Linked DNA regions of Homo sapiens: region 1 is linked to region 2. The links are chromatin loops, found by intact Hi-C in ENCODE. Cell type or tissue: HCT116. All regions are shown on one strand. Each heading gives the region's core, and the rest is flanking DNA. Links, peaks and the distances in the headings are about the cores only. Region 1 overlaps PFKFB2 (6-phosphofructo-2-kinase/fructose-2,6-biphosphatase 2). Region 2 overlaps MAPKAPK2 (MAPK activated protein kinase 2).

Region 1 (8,329 bases), core at 228-8,227, 350 kb before region 2:
TTTACATGTTAAAGGAGAGAAATGGACAAGAGAGTATGGACAGTATTACGTAGCTCCTGTTTCCTACCCTGAGGTCCAAGAATGGGTTTCAGGTCATGACCTCCCTAAACTGTATGCAAAACCTATGTGTCAACCTTTTTCTGGGTAGAGAGTCCTTAGCATGTCAAATTCTCAAATGAGTTCAAGAGAATGAATGAAGGTTGGATGGTGCAAAATACTTCTAGAGACCATAAACCTTGGTGATGGGCCATTGTCAGACGCCACAGGAAGTGCCCATGGGCTCATCACCTCCTGCCGAGTTCAAAACCAGCTTGGGCAACATAGTGAGACCCTATTTCTACAAAAATGAAAAATAAATAGCCAGGGCAAGCTAGTGAACCTGAAGGTTGATGCTCCTCACAGTGAGTCCTAAGTGAAGACCCTGGAGAAGTTTAAGAAATGGTGTAATGATGAAACCTACAGGAGAAAGGCAAATAATGACCATCACCCAACACTGAAGTACTCGCTGAGTAATCATTTTCTAATGCTGGTATCTTTGCTAAGTTACCAGCAACATTTTAAAACAGTGTGGCATGTGTCTGTTGGGTCTTAACATTTACCTTGTTCTGAGATATTATTGGCTTTATAAAAATCACGAGTGTTGAGGTGTGTGACTCAGTAATGGTGCTCATTTACCTCTCTGTAAAACCCAGAGAATGATTCCAGACACCCCAGCCTTTTACAAATGATGACTTGATGGCTGAATTAGAGAACACTTGCAGAAGTGCCTGGAGATATTTCCAAGGAAATTAAACCTTGACACCACATCCTCATTACTGTCAGCCCACCAGCTAGATTATTAAAGCTCAATGTATTCATCAGTACACATAACCACTGTCTCTCACCTGTTTTCAAATTGGAGAATTCATAAGTCATTTTCATTCTATCAGAAGAACCCTTGAACTTAAAGAATTTGGAAATCCTCTGTTGTTATTATGAATGTTTCATTTTATCTCTATTGCTGCTGACCCCAAAAGATTGTTCCAAGTTACTTTATCATATACATTATGTAACCATTATCCAACATTATTTGGTGAAGGTCATTCATGAGGGGGAAAGCATCCCCAGTAGAAAGAGATGCGTTAGGTTACAAACCTGCTGTTAACCTTTCCTTTCCAATAATAAACTCTAAACAAAGGTCAGGGACTTTGTTTTAGTCATTGCCTGGCAACTAATGGGTAGTCACTAAATATTTGTTAAATAAATAAATGAAACTCTAGGACGTCAGTAATGCATGGTAGTCACAATCTTACTGATATCATTTTGAAATGCTGATGAAACTTGAACTGGTTAAAATCACTAGTTGGAAATATACATATAATCTAATAATTTGAAAATCATCTTAAAGAAGCTAGTTTCAAACACATTTTAGACAATGTTATTAATATTTTGCATACATATAATGTACCAAATGTTATCTTTTCGTGTGTTATCTTAAAAATTAATTGCATTTTTAATTAAAAATAATTTTATTTTATGTTCTTATTACAAAAGCAATACATATTACTCGCATATTTTAGCATGATTTTATTAATCCAGGAGATAAACACTTCTCCAGAGAAATGCATCTCTTGGTTTACACTTACAATAAAAATCAATGAGAAACAAAGTATTCAAAAAAAATTCACTGTCCCTTAACATCGTTATTTTCCTTTTACAGAAGACAGATATCTACGTTCTGGAAATTTAACTTAAGTTAATATGACATTAGACTTAAAAGCTCTAACTACCTAAATTTCTACAAAAAAAACCCCAAACAAACAAACAAAAAAAAACCTGACAACATAAATTATATTACATTCTGATTAAATACATGCAAACAGTGACAAGAAAACTCAAAAATGCCTTACATGGATAGAATAAATAACTAAATATAAACATTGTCTGATCATCAAAAGACAGTTTTCGATGCAGAGAGAAATCCATATCACAACTAAATCATTATAGTACAGCATGCGGTAGGCAGCCAGATGAAAATCATCTGCTACAGGGTAAGGAGCCTTCCTGAAGGCAGCTTTGTACGTAGAAAAGCAGCTCCTAGTTGCTGGATGCTGAACCGCCTGCAGCCCAGCTTATCACATCTTAGGTAACAGAGTCCTGTATCATCCACAGTATAAAAGAACCATTTGAGAAAAGCTACATATCATTACTTTTCTTGCTACTCACCCTTTTGCCCAGCAAGTGAGCATTTGAGTGAAAAGGAAAAGAAAGAAAAGTAAAGCTAAAAACATACTATTCTTTAAAAAATAGACTTTCCTTGCAAGATATAATATCCTGTGGGGATTCCATACTCTCCTTCAGTAACAGTGACATGTCAAAACCACATTTACAGAGATACATTCATACATTTGACAATCACTGGGGAAGAGTTATCTGATTTGTCTGTAAGGAAAAGCGAATGACTAATGCACTGAGGCGCTGGTCCATGACCCCGCCACCCTCACTTTTATATGAGAGATCAGTGACCACAATAGTGACCAGTGGCCAAGAGGCAGGTATCAGGAGACTACTGCCCTCCAAGTCACAGCCACAGCTCTCTCAAGGACTGTATCATGGTGACAGAGCCCACAGAGGGGCGTGTCTCCTTCCACCTGTTCTGAAGCCAAAACACTCCCTGATCGGGCTGATTCTCAAGGAGCTTTCTTGACTTACTCACGTGATATAAATGGCACTCTACTTTTCTGTCTAGTCCACATTCCCAACCACCCAGGAGAACCACATCAGCCCCATCTTGATGCATGAGAGGCACATGCATCAAGTCAAAAGTACAGTAGCTACAAAAGGGAACTTAGAAGATGGGTACCCATTTTGGGGAGTCTTGCAGTCAGATCCTGTCCTGAAGGGCCTGGAACAAGAAAAACTTCTCTAAATGAAAAGGTTGCCACTGACACTGTTCTTCTATCAAGGCAGAGAAGATGTTTTAGGGACTGAATTTCTCAGAAGACCCTCCATTCACCTGGTGATTTGTCTCTTGCTTCCAATGTGGCAAATGGTAACTGCTAGCATAAGTATATTAGACTCTAGCCTGCTCGCCTGGAACAGTGGCAGAGACCAGCTCTTACCTTCTCACTTGAAAAGTAAATCTGAAGAAGTGCATTTGCACTTTGGGCAAAAAAGAGCCAGCAAAGGATGCAGACAGTCACAGGTAGGATGTTAAATGCCTATACAGAATGAGATTGACCAACTTGGACCAAACTCAGCACAGAGATGACAAAAAGTCACTGGTTCAGGTTGCTAAATGTTTTGAGGCACAGGGAAGTTAAATTTTTCAGTGTAACTGATATTCCCATTAGGCAGGAGGGGAGGAAATATGGTGACGTTTCTCCAGGCCTCGTTTTGGTGGCCCCCAAAGTCCAGTTCCCACTTAACTTCCTGTTCTAGCCTCTGTGAAGCTGACATCCCAAGCTTTTCAGTAGATCCCAGTCGTTTGGAGAGGTGAGGCCTGAACATCCACATCATTAGCAAGGCAACATGAGGGACGCTGCGGAGGGGCGTCTGCGCACAGCCAGTGTGGTCTCTGCTGCCTACGAGCCAGAGAGGAAGAGACACAAAGCTATTACAGCACTGCCAAGCAGCGAACATAAAAGTAGAACAGAATCCTTCCCCTACCTTCCCTCCTCCCTCAACCTCCCCATCCCCACATCCATACACATGCATGAACACACTGGTGTGCCTACACACACACCTTGACTACCCGAATGGCGTAGTCATGGTCTTCTTTCCCTGAGGAGCTGACCTCGTGACCATATTGGACCAGGCACTCCTTTCAGACCTGGACCATAAGCTACATACCCAAGATATGAAGCAGGAGCAGTCAGGATCCCTCTGGTAGAAGGAAATCGTGTAGGCTATGTCAGCCAAAAGACCATGCCAATAAAGTGACACTGTAGTCAGGGGCTACTTGGCTTCTGAGGAGGGTCCCTACTATTTTAGTTATACGAGTCCATTCTGAAACCAGTCATCAGAGCAGATCAACTTCTTCCCATTAACTGGCATCTAACATTTTACCTTGTGGGAAATTTTTCCCCTAGAACAGTGCTTCTCAAATGTTAAATGTGCATATGAATCACCTGGTCGTCCTAGTAAAATGAGGATTCTGACTCCGGAGGTCTGGGATGGGGCCTGGGATTCTGCATTTCTAATGAGCTTCTGGTCTTTGTTAAGGTAACAAGGAATAAGGCATGCGAATGGTAAAACAATCCCATCTGTATTTCCTGTCTCAAAAAAAATTAAATGCTGTTTTATACCCTTGACCATAATCTCTTTAGAAATGGGCAAATCACATTTTAGGAACAACAGTCCACCAAGTGCTAAAAAATCTCCAAAAGTTTTCTTTATAATACATAATATGAGTTACATGTTGCTAATGGGAATTACTGCACAGTGCAGTGAAATGTAATTGTTTCTTAATTCTTGCATAAGTGCCAACAGGAACACACAACTATTGAAGTTCATGTGCTTTCCATAATGTTCTTCCTATCTTCCCCAGAAGGTGGCAGAAGAGAGCCACGGCTACACCATGGTCTTCAATTACAGTGCGAACTTCTGTTGGCTTGTCTGAGTCTGAATCCTTGTGCAGCATGAGGCAAAGTTTTAGGGGTGGGGAAGGGATGGGAAACACAACTGAAAATACTAAACAAAAAACCCAGAAGCCTTCTGATAGGTTCAAGTTACTCAACAATTTTATTTACCCATTCTACACACACGCACACAAAAACACATTTCAAATACAGTTATGCACACTTTAAATGGATCTGAGTGGCATACTTTGTTATCAGTGTCACCCGATTAAATCAGAATGTTGCTAAAGACTTATGTTCCTATTTCAACAGAGCAGTGCCTAGGAAATCTACAGTAGAACTCTCTTCCTAGGCTTCCCAATCTGACCCATTCCCATTCAACCCAGAGGTGCTCAGCCCCACACCATCCCCCTTCCCAAAGGGCACCATGTATGATCAGCCCTTTGATTTTGCCATAGCAAAACCATCACCATACCAGCATAAGTTGATCTTCTTGTTAGGTCAATATAATAAAAAACGTACATAAGCAATTCAGATACAAAAACATTGCGTAGGTAAACATTGGTCACAGATATCCAGTGAAAGGCTTACTGGAAAAAATACTTTTGCCAACCCTTAAAATCAATTTTTAAATGCCAAATTTTCTTCTCATTTTTACTTACTAGATTAAGTGTAAAATCCAAATGCATGGCTGACTAAAAATAGCAGCCCTGTCCAATGGAATACAACATTTCAGAACAGGGTAAGCTGGGGACACAGAAGCTTCAGAAATGAACAGTGGAACTGAAGTCCTGCCCTAAAGCAGGGGACTGGATGAGATGACTTCAAGTAAAGGTAACAACTCCAGGCTCTGAACAGGCATTCCCTTAGCTGAGTTCACAAAATACCATAAAAGTGATGCATAACCTTTATCTTGTACAAAATAATGAGAATTTGGCCACTACTATATAAGAAATATCTATTTAAAATCATAGTGTACAGAACTCCCCTATAAAGAAAACACGTGGAGTGCTTAATTCCTTCCTTTGTTAGACACATTTAATAGACAGAGAATTACCATAATGTACATACACTTCAATGGATACAATCAGAAAGCAGGCAGACTGTCAGCTTACAGACCCTAGACCGTTAGTCAGGCAACACCCAAATTTTACTATAGTCTATCTATCAGTCAGCACACAGACACTACTACAGTCTGTCAGTGACAAACAGATCCTACTAGAGTCAATCAGCACACAGATCCTCCTGGTCTACCAGTTGGTCAACATATAGACACTACTAGAGTCTGTCAGTCAGCACACAGACACTAAAGTCTGTCTGTCAGTCAGTCAGCACAGAGATCCAACTAGAGACAGTCTCCTGGACAGTATGGGTCTAAATTAAATCCCTGGACACAATTCTGACATCTGTGTCACCTTCAGGGAAAGTCGATTCTACCCCACCAGTGCTGCAACCCGACTCAGTTGTTACATATTTTCAATAAGTCAAAATACATAGAAAAGCTGGGTAAATCTATCAAATTTCTTAACAATGAACACAACATGGCTTCTGGGCTTGGCAAAGACAATGGAATGTGCATAAGATTACATAACCCAGATACAATTCTTCTGATTACTGGATACTTTTTCCCGTGCCCATTGGCCACTCCAACCACCAATGAGTTTCTGTCAATTAAGATCTCCTGCTCATAAAAAAAAAAAAAAAAGAAAAAAAAAGTAACATAGATGAATTTATTTCCAAACAGCTATATCATATGTTTCTTCAAAATGCCAGTGTCTCTGAAGACCAAATGTGGGTTGCAAAGAGGATTACCCAGATCCTCATATGGAATACTCACCCATTCAGTCTAGGGGTACAAATATATTGTGTCCTTAACTCCAACTTCTTTGGAAACAAACAAACAATAACAACAACAACGAAACACCAGAGGCAAAGATATAGGGCAGATCCCTAGCACAATGCAAGTTTTTAGAAGCTTTTCTTATTCTACTTTAAAACTCAATGTAAAAATCATCCCTTTACCAAAACAAAACAACAATACAGATAAGAGCTAAATTACAATTTAGGGATTAGGAGATAAGAAGAGAAGCAGGTTCTCTAAATCTGCTTTAGAATTCTCTTTCAAATCTGTCATAGTCTTGAAGCAAGAATAAGAAAACAGAATAATTTCCCTTTCCCCACTTTAGACAAGTAAATTTATAAAAAACTTTTTTAGAGGTGAGGTCTCACTATATTGCCCAGGCTGGTCTCAAGTGATTCTCCTGCCTCAGCCTCCCAAGTATCTGGGACTACAGGTATAAGCCACAGCAACCAGCTTATTCCAGTAGATTAAATGCTAATGTCTTTACCTATTTCTCACAAAACAAAACTTACAGCCTCAGCAGAGAGTACTTTTAAGTCCATTTTTATTTTGTAGGACTTGTGATAGACACAGTCATAGTAATGTATACAGATTACCAACATGCATTCAAGTAAGACCAGGAGAGAAAAGATGAGAAGTAGAGCTGAAACTTCTCTAAAATTTGGAGTAAGAGCTCTTTTCCATTCTACATTCTCCTGGCTTCTTCCTGCTAGACTTCTCTGAAGGGATCTTGCTTTAGAAACTAAAGGATGCTGAAGCCCTTGCTTGCCAAATTCCAATTTCTCATGTCCTATCTGAGGATAAGACCACCTCAGCTCCTCTTCTGGAGAAAGCGAACTAGCACAGGTGAGAGTGGGGAAATAACAGCAGGCTGAGAGCCAGAATGAACATCCCAGTGACCTGTCTCTAATGCTGGGTTAATGACAGGTTAACACAATGCTAGCTTGTTAGAGAAGTCCCCTTTTGCTAAGAGTGGGTACAGTGTTAATCCAAAGTCTGTGGATCAAAGTGCTCCCTCTTCTCATTCATTAGGTCTGAATTACTCTTACCTCACAGCAGAAGAAAAGACTGAATGCCCATTTGGGCTACAGATGCCACCATCCAAGCAAATGTGGACAATGCAACCTTGTAAAAGTGCCAAACACGCCTCCCCAACCATATCTCATTCTCACACTGGTGGTGGTGGGGGCATCCCCATCCCCCAACCCCTGTAGTCTCATAGCCATAGGACAACAGAAAAGTCAGGAGAAGCGATGTGATGGTTGAACACTTCTAGACTCAGACTGTTGCTATATTGCAAATGTCCATTTGTTATAAATTACATGTCCTGTCTCTTAAAATAACCTTCCTCTGGACAAGGACCTTTTCTTCTACTTCTGTTTAGCTTTCCCCTATCCCTGCCCCTACCAGCCCAAAGCTCCACAAAGACACTAAGTACATGTTATGTAACCACTAAACAGGAATAGCAGGTTACTTAACATCTTGGACACAATTTTGAGAAGAATCTAGGTAAGCAGCCTTTAGAAGCTGCCTATGGTATCCTACTTGGGACATACGAGTAAAGGACCCGGGGTCAGGAGTCAGTTGCCAGTGATGACAACCTTTATCATCCTGGCAGGGTCTGCACCTCTCTCCAGGGTGCTTAAAATCCCCAGCTGCTCTCTAGAGACAATTATTTAATTCAGTGATTTGTTCCACATCACTCAGCAATGTAAAGGGTTAAAGATGGGACTAGAACCTAGAATAACCCTCTAAAACACAGCAGCCTGCCTTCCAGGGGGTTATATCATTTAACATTATGATCTGCTCAAACATCAAACCCAAAGAACTGTCCTTTCAGGACTATGAGGAATTCAGAATTCCTAGGCTGACACTTTTGTCTGAGAAACTACTATCCAGTATTTTTCCA
Region 2 (8,329 bases), core at 204-8,203:
GTTCTTACCTTCCTCTGATACTTCTGACCATTCTGGGTTGGGAAATTCATACTGGCCCATTCGGATGCGAGTCTTCATGCCCGGAGAGATGGCAAGGCCGTGGTTGGAGTAGAAGGGGGGATACCCACACAGCCTGCATCAACAGGAGGAAGGAAGTGGGAGACAGAACAGCTGTCACTTAGTGGCCCTGTACCAGGAACAGGATGAGAAACAGGCTCTTCTCCTTGTAAAGGTCACAGAGAAATCAGGGCTTATTGACACAGGCACAATATACAAAGTCAAGCCCGGGGCCCGGGAATCCAGCATAGCAAGTATCTAAGGCGCACACTTTCCAGCCCATGAGCTGGTTTACACCCGCCACTTAGCTATCGGAACTGAGAGAAGGGGCACGCAGGGGACTCCCCTGTACAAAGGGGAATGCTAACGTCTGCCTCTTCCTCTTGTCCTGGAGAAGTACAGGCCGCCCTGACTCCCTGCCCCACCCAGCCCCCTCCCCAGCACACTCACAGGATGTACATGATGACACCCAGGGACCACATGTCACAGGACTTGTCATACTTCTCTGGACCCAGCACTTCTGGAGCTGCAAATCAAAGGTCAACATGGGTGGGCCGGCCCTCAGAACCCTGTGATCCACTCAGTTTCTCTGTGAAAGATGCTCCCCATCCCAACCTTTCAGCCTATCATGAGGTGGCAGCAGTTGGGGCACAGAAGGAAGAGCCAAAGCCCAGCCCAGGGACTGGAACAGAACATCCTCCTCCATGAGGAACCTGGAACTAGGAGCTTAAGATTCTAAAAATCCTGAACTGCATGAGACTTTCAGGCCCATGCCGTTCATTTAATTTCACAGATGCTCTGAACATGCTTTGAAAGCTTCTTCCATGCCAATCAGCTGTGGCTCCAGAACAAGACCTGGGTCCAGACTCCATGGAGAATCTGATGGAAACCATGGCTCTTCTCAGAAAGATCCCAGCAGATCCTTTCCTACAATTTCTCAACTGTAGCTTCGCTCTGACAAGCCCTACTTCTCAGCAGGTCCCAGCAGAACCAGCACCAGAAGGGGCCATACAGACACAACTCTCCTAGGATTTGCGGCCCCCCAGATAGCCAAGAGGAGGGGCTGAGAAAAGTTCTGGGAAAAGCCTAGGTCCCTGGGCCCCCTGTGGACTTACCCACATAGTACGGTGTATAACAAGGAGTGGTCAAAGAGTTGTGGCTGGTGGTTTCCTTGGCAAAGCCAAAGTCAGTGAGTTTCAGGATGGCGTTGGGCCTTTTGGAGGTGTATAAGAGATTCTCAGGCTACAGAAAGAGAGACAGAAAAATAGCAACCCTGCTGGACCTGGGAGGGGCTATCAGAAACGAAAAGGATCCTGGTTCCTCCCTTCCTCTACTCATCCAGCAACCATTTGCCTATCCTGGGCACTGCCCACCACGAGGAGTGGCAGCTCTCTATGGGCAGGTGCCTGCCTCTGCAGGGTTTCCAGAGTGCCTGGAGATAACAGACTGACACACAGAACCCGCAGTAAACACCACAGGAACAGAGAAACCAAGAGTGTGACTGAGGGGTTCTGCCTGAGGAGAACCACAGGGCTGAGTGGGGCCAGAGAATGCTTCACTACTGGGTTTAGGGGTTTGCCCATGGGCAGAGAGGGCAAGGCCCTACAAGGCAGAGAATGGCATGCTCAGGAACCAGGCAGCAAGGACGCAGGGTGGCCTGGCAACCATCTCTGGGGTGGCCACAGCCCCTTTGTTGCCCCCCACAGCACTCGGGCTCAGGGTTATGAACAGCTGGCACCTTGACATCCCGATGGGCAATGTTGATTGAATGCAGATACTGGATGGCCTCACCGATGCTCTTCATGATTTCGGATGCTTCTGTAGAGGGGAGGGAAGAGTGAGTGGGAAAGAAAGTCACAAAGACACATCATTAGGCTTGAAAACCCAGTGCACCGGGTCCCACCTCTGTGCAGCCTGAGGCTCCCCACAGCCACCACCCACCCCAGAAACAAAGCCACCAGGAGCTTCCCTGGTCAGCTGAGGCACCCCTTGCAGCATGCTGGAGGGGGCAGCAGCCTCAGCACCCTTCCCCAAGAGCAGGCACTGCAAAGGCCCCCTTCAGACCCCCACTGCCCTGCCTGCCTGCACGTGCTCCCACAACAGACCCTTTCTACCTCTTTCTGTGAATGCCTGGTCTCCTCGATCCTGGATTCGGCTAAAGAGTTCTCCACCGTCCAAACTGAAATGAAGCCACAGTGAGATCCAGAGAACACAACAGCCCGCCGCCACTCTCCACTGCCCCCCAAAAAATCAAGTGTTTACATTCCAGGCTTCAGGCCCATCCCTGGGCTGTCCTCAGAGGGTAAGGTGCCTGAGTGAGGAGTGGGAACAGGCTGGGCCGGGACTAGAACAGTGGCTGCTTACCATTCCATGACAATCAGCAGGCACTTCCTCCCTGCGTACAGATTCTCGTACACATCCACGATCCGTACGATGTGCGGGCACTGGGAGGCCCGCCAGTGCAGCTCCACCTCCCTGCGGGCCTTGGGGCAGTCCTGAAGCATCTGCAGGCCAAACAGCTTTCTGAGTAACTGCGCTGTCACATGGGCCTGCTCTAAGCCCCTGGCCCACATGCCCTGACATCGCCACCGACATACCACAAACCCCCCACTCCTGCTGGCCCCCCCCACCAGCCCCCTTGGCACATTTCCTGAGGCCTCTGCAGTTCCTTATCTGCTCTATATGAAATCTCATGATGACTCTCTTGGGGCCTTGACAGCTACACTGAGATCAGCCCTCAGGCCATTCGGTCCAGCTTAGACCTGTCTCCAGCTTAGGCCATAAAGTCTACTGTGGAAGGCAGGCAGCACTCAGGTACTGGGAAGCAGGGGGTGAAGGGGCTTCGGGGAGAAAGGCAGACTGAGAAAAACCAATACAGTATTGGAAAGGGGGCTAGAGAGAAGAGAGACTCCAGAGTCCATAGGAAAAGGCCCCTCAGCAATTACTCAGACCCAGCACAACAAATCCAGAGCAATATTCTCTCTACCTCTGTAGTTGACTTCAACCTGGCAACAGATGGCCTTGGAAGTCAGCCGGATGCCAGTATGAATCCAGTTATTACTAGATTTCCAAGCTTGAGCAAGTTACTTAACTCGTCGAACCTCACTGATGCCCCTTCTTCTCCCTGGACCAATTGGCTAGGGGTATTAAAGGAGGCTGGCTTCTCACCAGCCTCAGGGGTTCAATCTTGACCTGTCTAAGCCAGTCTCATTAATTCCAGTCCCTTTGCTAGTGACTGGCTTGGGAACAAGCCTACAACTCAACTGGCCAAGAGCCTTGTAAGAAATCTGCTGCCGGGCACGGTGGCTCGTGCCTGTAATCCCAGCACTTTGGGAGGCCGAGGCAGGCAGATCACGAGGTCAGGAGATCAAGACCATCCTGGCTAACACGGTGAAACCCCGTCCCTACTAACAATACAAAAAAAATTAGCCAGGCATGGTGGCAGGCGACTGTAGCCCCAGCTACTCAGGAGGCTGAGGCAGGAGAATGGCGTGAACCCTGAGAGGTGGAGCTTGCAGCGAGCCGAGATCACGCCACTGCACTCCAGCCTGGGCAACAGAGCGAGACTCCATCTCAAAAAAAAAAGAAATCTGCTAAGAGGCTTCTTAAAGGGAGCACAAGAAATGTACATCATCTCTCCTGCATATGGCACCTGGGACCATGACAGTCACATTATTACCAGTAAGGGGGGCCTAAGAGGATAAACCAATGCACTGAGGAAGGCAACCAGGAGAAATGGCAATCACCTGGATCCTCGCTGCCATCACCAGGGATCCCTCAGTACTTCTTTTTGACAAGATAATAAACTCTTCTTACTGTTTAAGCTGCTTTTCATGAAATTGTCTATTGCTTGGAGCCAAAAGCATCCTGATCTACCCTTCCTTTGTAAAGTGGGGATGGATAATGGCTTCTGTTTCACAGATTTGTTGTGAGGATTAAATGAAATATTTCCACAAAGCACCTCACAGAGTATCTGACATGCACTCACTAATAGCTGTCATTTTTATCACCAATTGTCTAAGTGCAAGCGCAGGTGCCAAAATAATTAAGACAAGGACACTCACAGATTTAGCATCTTCATGGGAAGTCAAGATGAGCCCTACACAGTCCACACTCCAACTGCTTTGGACATTCAGAGGGCTGGGGTGTCCAAGAGACATGCTGGGAAGGAAATGGACAGGCAGAGGGAAGGCATGAAGGCAGAGGGAAACGTGGGAAGCAGGTGCTGACTGACCGAGATGGAGTGGAGCTGGGGTGATACAGCAGGGAGGCCTAAGAACCTGCTGGAAAGTGTCTGAAGCTTGCAAATAAGATCAGATGGCCATGATGGAGCCAGCTTGCAGAGGGAAGGGAAGGACAAATGAGCATTTCCAACAAGAATGCTGGCATACATTTATGCTATGGCCCATGATATGTTGGGTTTTTCCTAACTGTACATTTGCCATTTTACAGGATGGGGAAGCTGAGGCTCAGAGAAGTAGCATGCCCAAGGCTAAGTTTCTGAGAAAAGGCAGAGCCAAGGTTGGAATCCAGGCCTGGTAGACTCCAAAGACCAAGTCTTTCCACCACACCACCCAGCTTTTAGAGGAGGCTGGAAGCCAAGATTTCTCAGACTGACTTTGCAGAGGCAATTCCCCAAACAGGTGACTAGAAGGAATCAATGACTAGATAACTCGGTCTCTCCCATGGAGTAACAGGTGGCCGGAGCCAATAGTTGCAGGAGGCAAGGTTCCCAGGAGGTCACACTGCCACCTTGTGGCCATATGAGGACACCTCATGGGTCTTGAGTTCTGCCACTTTCAACTTCATTAGGGTTTGTTTGTTTCTGAGACAGGGTCTCGCTCTGTTGCCCAGGCTGGAGTGCAGTGGCACAATCTTGGCTCACTGTAACCTCCGCCTCCCGGGTTCAAACAATTCTCCCACTTCAGCCTCCTGAGTAGCTGGGATTACAGGTGTGAGCCACCACGTCTGGCTAATTTTTTGGTATTTTTAGTAGAGACCGGGTTTCGCCATGTTGGCCAGGCTGGTCTCGAACTCCTGGTCTCAAGTGATACCCCACCTTGGCCTCCCAATGTGCTGGGATTACAGGTGTGAGCCACCATGCCCAGCCTTCAACTTCATTCATTTGGATGTACCAGGAAAAAAGTTTACTTTCCCATGCTCTAAGGGGAGCAAGAGAAGGCACTGGCCAATTTCCTTTGTATATAATTCAATCCAGCAAGCATTTACTGAGCTCCTACTATGGGCCATGCATTGCACTGAATGTCAAAACCAAATAGAGCAGTCCTGATCTGGAAAAGCCTAGGCTAGTGGGGGGCAGAAGAAGATATGAGGGGAGACACAGAAAATCCTTAAAATCCAGTGAGATTACATGCTGTAAGAGTGCTAAATTCAAAGGGTTCAGGAGGAACAAGGTTTCCAGAGCAGCCAAGCAGAAAGAACCTCGATCGCCCCCTACAGGCACACAGGAACTGGAGCCCAGAGGAGAAGAATCAAAGTTGTCAGATTTACTCAGAAGCAATGCCTGGTTGTAGAGTTACAATCAGGGAAGACTTGGCCCAGTCTGAAATTTGTCAATTTCTTCTTGCACAGCCTCACAGAGAGGTCTACCTTTCAGAGCCTGTGCCACATGCATTTAGGAGCGATGATACCTGCCTAGCCTCCCCCTCATAGAAACATTATGAGCATCTAATGAAATAATACCTCTAAAAGTGCTTTATTATCAGAAAGGCATTCATCACTGTCAACCAGTACCATTAATGCCACAGTACAGGGGGGTTCCTCCGTCACCACTGAGTTGAGCTTGGAGCATGTGGATGTAACCAGCACAAGTTATCACCAAGATTGTAGGCTGGGTTTCTGTCTTCAGCCCAGTGACGACCACCAGGACATCTGCCAACCAGAGCTGTGCTAAGTGAGGATGCACCAAGATCCAAATCTAAATGCATGCTCCTTAGCACCCCCTGAATTCCAAGCGCTCACTGCAACTTCCGCACTTTCTGCCCTGAACACGTTAGGAGTGCGTGGCACAAGGCAAAGGAGAGTTTGTGCAAGAAGGGCTAGGTTCACATCACACTTCCAGACTTGCACAAACTCTCTACCCATTAGAGGAGACGGATGTAGCACAGTGAACCTAGGCTTTGCAATCGCATGCATTTTGAATCCCAGTTCTGCACTTCCTAGCTTGTGTCATGCAAGCCCACCTATCTTTCTGGAAAGGGTTTCCTCATCTGTAAAATTAGATTCAACTTCGTGAAATAATATCCTTGAAGGTGCTTCAGAAACTCTATATAGGGTAGTTTCCACTTTGAAAAAATTTACCATTTTGCATATTTATGCCTTATCTGCCCAACCTAACTGAGTTTCTAATGGGCAAGATCTAATTTGATTTCTGTTTACTCCCTCCCCTCTTCCTTCCCTCACCTAGTGGTTAGGAACTTCTGAGCTAACACCCCCTCATTCTGTTGCTTCTTCTCCCTACTAAACTCTCTCCCCCAGTGACTGAGGGTGAGCTGTCCTTTCCATCCTGAAATAAATTGGAAAAGGTAGTATTTTAAATTTCTTAGAGAAACTTAGCAAGAATTTCCCATGAAGACTGGTCATTGCACATCCTGCATTTGTATTCCAGAACTTAAATTAAATTTAACAAAAAAAAAAAAAAAAAGGACTGGTCATTGACATCCATCCAGGCACATGTTTATCAGAAATCCCTGACTGGATAAGAAAATCAACCCAAGCAATGAAAGCCCTTCAGATGGGCGAGGCAGGCTGGCTGACGTCCTGGGGGCACAGCCCTGAAGTGCCAAAGTGGCTCTGTGGACAAGTGTGGAGCGCAGAAGGCCTGGAGAGAGGAAACCAAGAATGTGCTAATCTGGAGTACAGGGCTAAGTAAAGAACAGCAGGGGAGGTGGCCTGCACTCCAAGCCAAAGAAGAGACAGGGAAGGAAAGCAGGACTCCTAGGGCACTGCCAGAGGCCACCAGCAGAGCGAGGCGGCAGGTCCACCCAGAAGCCAAGGCCCCTGCTCCTTGGGCATGGGCATGGCCATGGGCAGTGAAGGCCAACAGGCCCTGAACCATGCTCTGAGGACTGGAGACTAGAAGAAGGAAGGGTCTTCCCACTAAAAAGCCATAGATCATTAGTCAAAGAATGCCTGGAGGAATTGTGAAATATTTTAAGCCCAAACTAAGCCCCGGTCCAACATTGTGACTCACCTCAGCCCCACAGTTTGTGCCTGAAATTCTCTTACACGTAGAAAAGGTTAATGATTGCGTGTGCTCAGCTGCAACGCCACAGGCAAGGCCCCCTGCCAACTGTGGCAGGGGCAGGGGCCCAAGCCACAGAGCGCATTGCCTGGGAAGGAAGCTCTAGGACAGCGGCAGTGAGGGAGCTGCGGGAGCTGCCTAAATACAGTCCCATGCCTCTCTGTCTCTTCCAGCACCTGAGGGGAAGAAGGACAGGACCCCTCCCCCTATTCAAGGTATGCATGGTTCCCCTCATCTCCTCCTGCAAGTCTGCCATTGTGGAGCCACGTGGAAAGACTCAGGAGTGGTCAGCATTAGAAGCCTGGCTGAGCCAGAGGACAGGAAAGCAGCCGGCACCCAGGGCCTGATGTGCCACTCGTCAGCAAGGTGGACATGAAGACAAGACTGGGAAGGAGCAGGCCCCAGGCCCTCAGGAGGACCCCCTTCACAAGCGCCACTGCTCACTAGCTATGTGAACTGGGAAAAGTTTCCAACCCCTTTGTGCCTTGGTTCCCTTACCCATTAATAGGACAGTAATAGTCCCCACCTCATGGGCTTGCTATACAAGATGAGTTAATAGATGTGCATGATGTAAATAACTAAGAATAACGCTTGGCACGTAATAAGTACTGCATCCGTGTTTGCTATTATTATTCTGCTCCCCACTCCCCATGTGTTGGAGTCCCACTGGGGGGGGCAACTGGGATTCCATTACACCCATTTCAATGAAGGTGTTATTAATAGCTCTGGGCACTGGACAGACGGGGGACCCCAGGACACGGGGAGGAAAGCAGGCTGTGGCATCCCAGCCCTGTACACTCCCTCACTACACCACCTAAGCTGGGCGCATGTAATGAGAGAAGGAAGACATCCCTCCCCAAGACAGACTCTGATTCAGCGCCAAGAGCGATGCAAAAGGCTGATTCTGGCACCAAGTGTGTTGTGGGTGTGTGGTGCGGTATGTGTTGGCAAATAAGACCTCCTCTTCACTCCCAGGAGGCAGCTGGGGGTCGGGGGAAAGCCACGTGT

What was found. Peaks named below come from ENCODE experiments on the same cell type or tissue, not always from the same donor. Only the 100,000 strongest peaks of a DNase experiment are listed, where the experiment ranks them.
Region 1: it touches region 2 in a loop (6-fold over the local background); 16 of 110 quality-filtered maps call a loop at or near these places.

The regions. Positions count from the first base shown.
Region 1 is chr1:207,074,188-207,082,516 of GRCh38, reverse strand. It overlaps PFKFB2 (6-phosphofructo-2-kinase/fructose-2,6-biphosphatase 2), which reads right to left. Exons shown (of 15, transcript NM_006212.2): 15 at 4,700-8,329. Among named protein-coding and RNA genes, the nearest start is that of C4BPB, 11 kb to the left of the region's middle. In HCT116, for the core only: a CTCF peak has its summit at 4,539 (motif pointing right); a DNase peak (open chromatin) is centred at 4,536.
Region 2 is chr1:206,722,942-206,731,270 of GRCh38, reverse strand. It overlaps MAPKAPK2 (MAPK activated protein kinase 2), which reads right to left. Exons shown (of 10, transcript NM_032960.4): 2 at 2,422-2,561; 3 at 2,172-2,236; 4 at 1,796-1,875; 5 at 1,173-1,299; 6 at 508-583; 7 at 9-133. Among named protein-coding and RNA genes, the nearest start is that of MAPKAPK2, 42 kb to the right of the region's middle. RefSeq lists an enhancer at 8,130-8,329. In HCT116, for the core only: CTCF peaks have their summits at 4,806 (motif pointing left) and 5,504 (motif pointing left); DNase peaks (open chromatin) are centred at 4,790 and 5,490.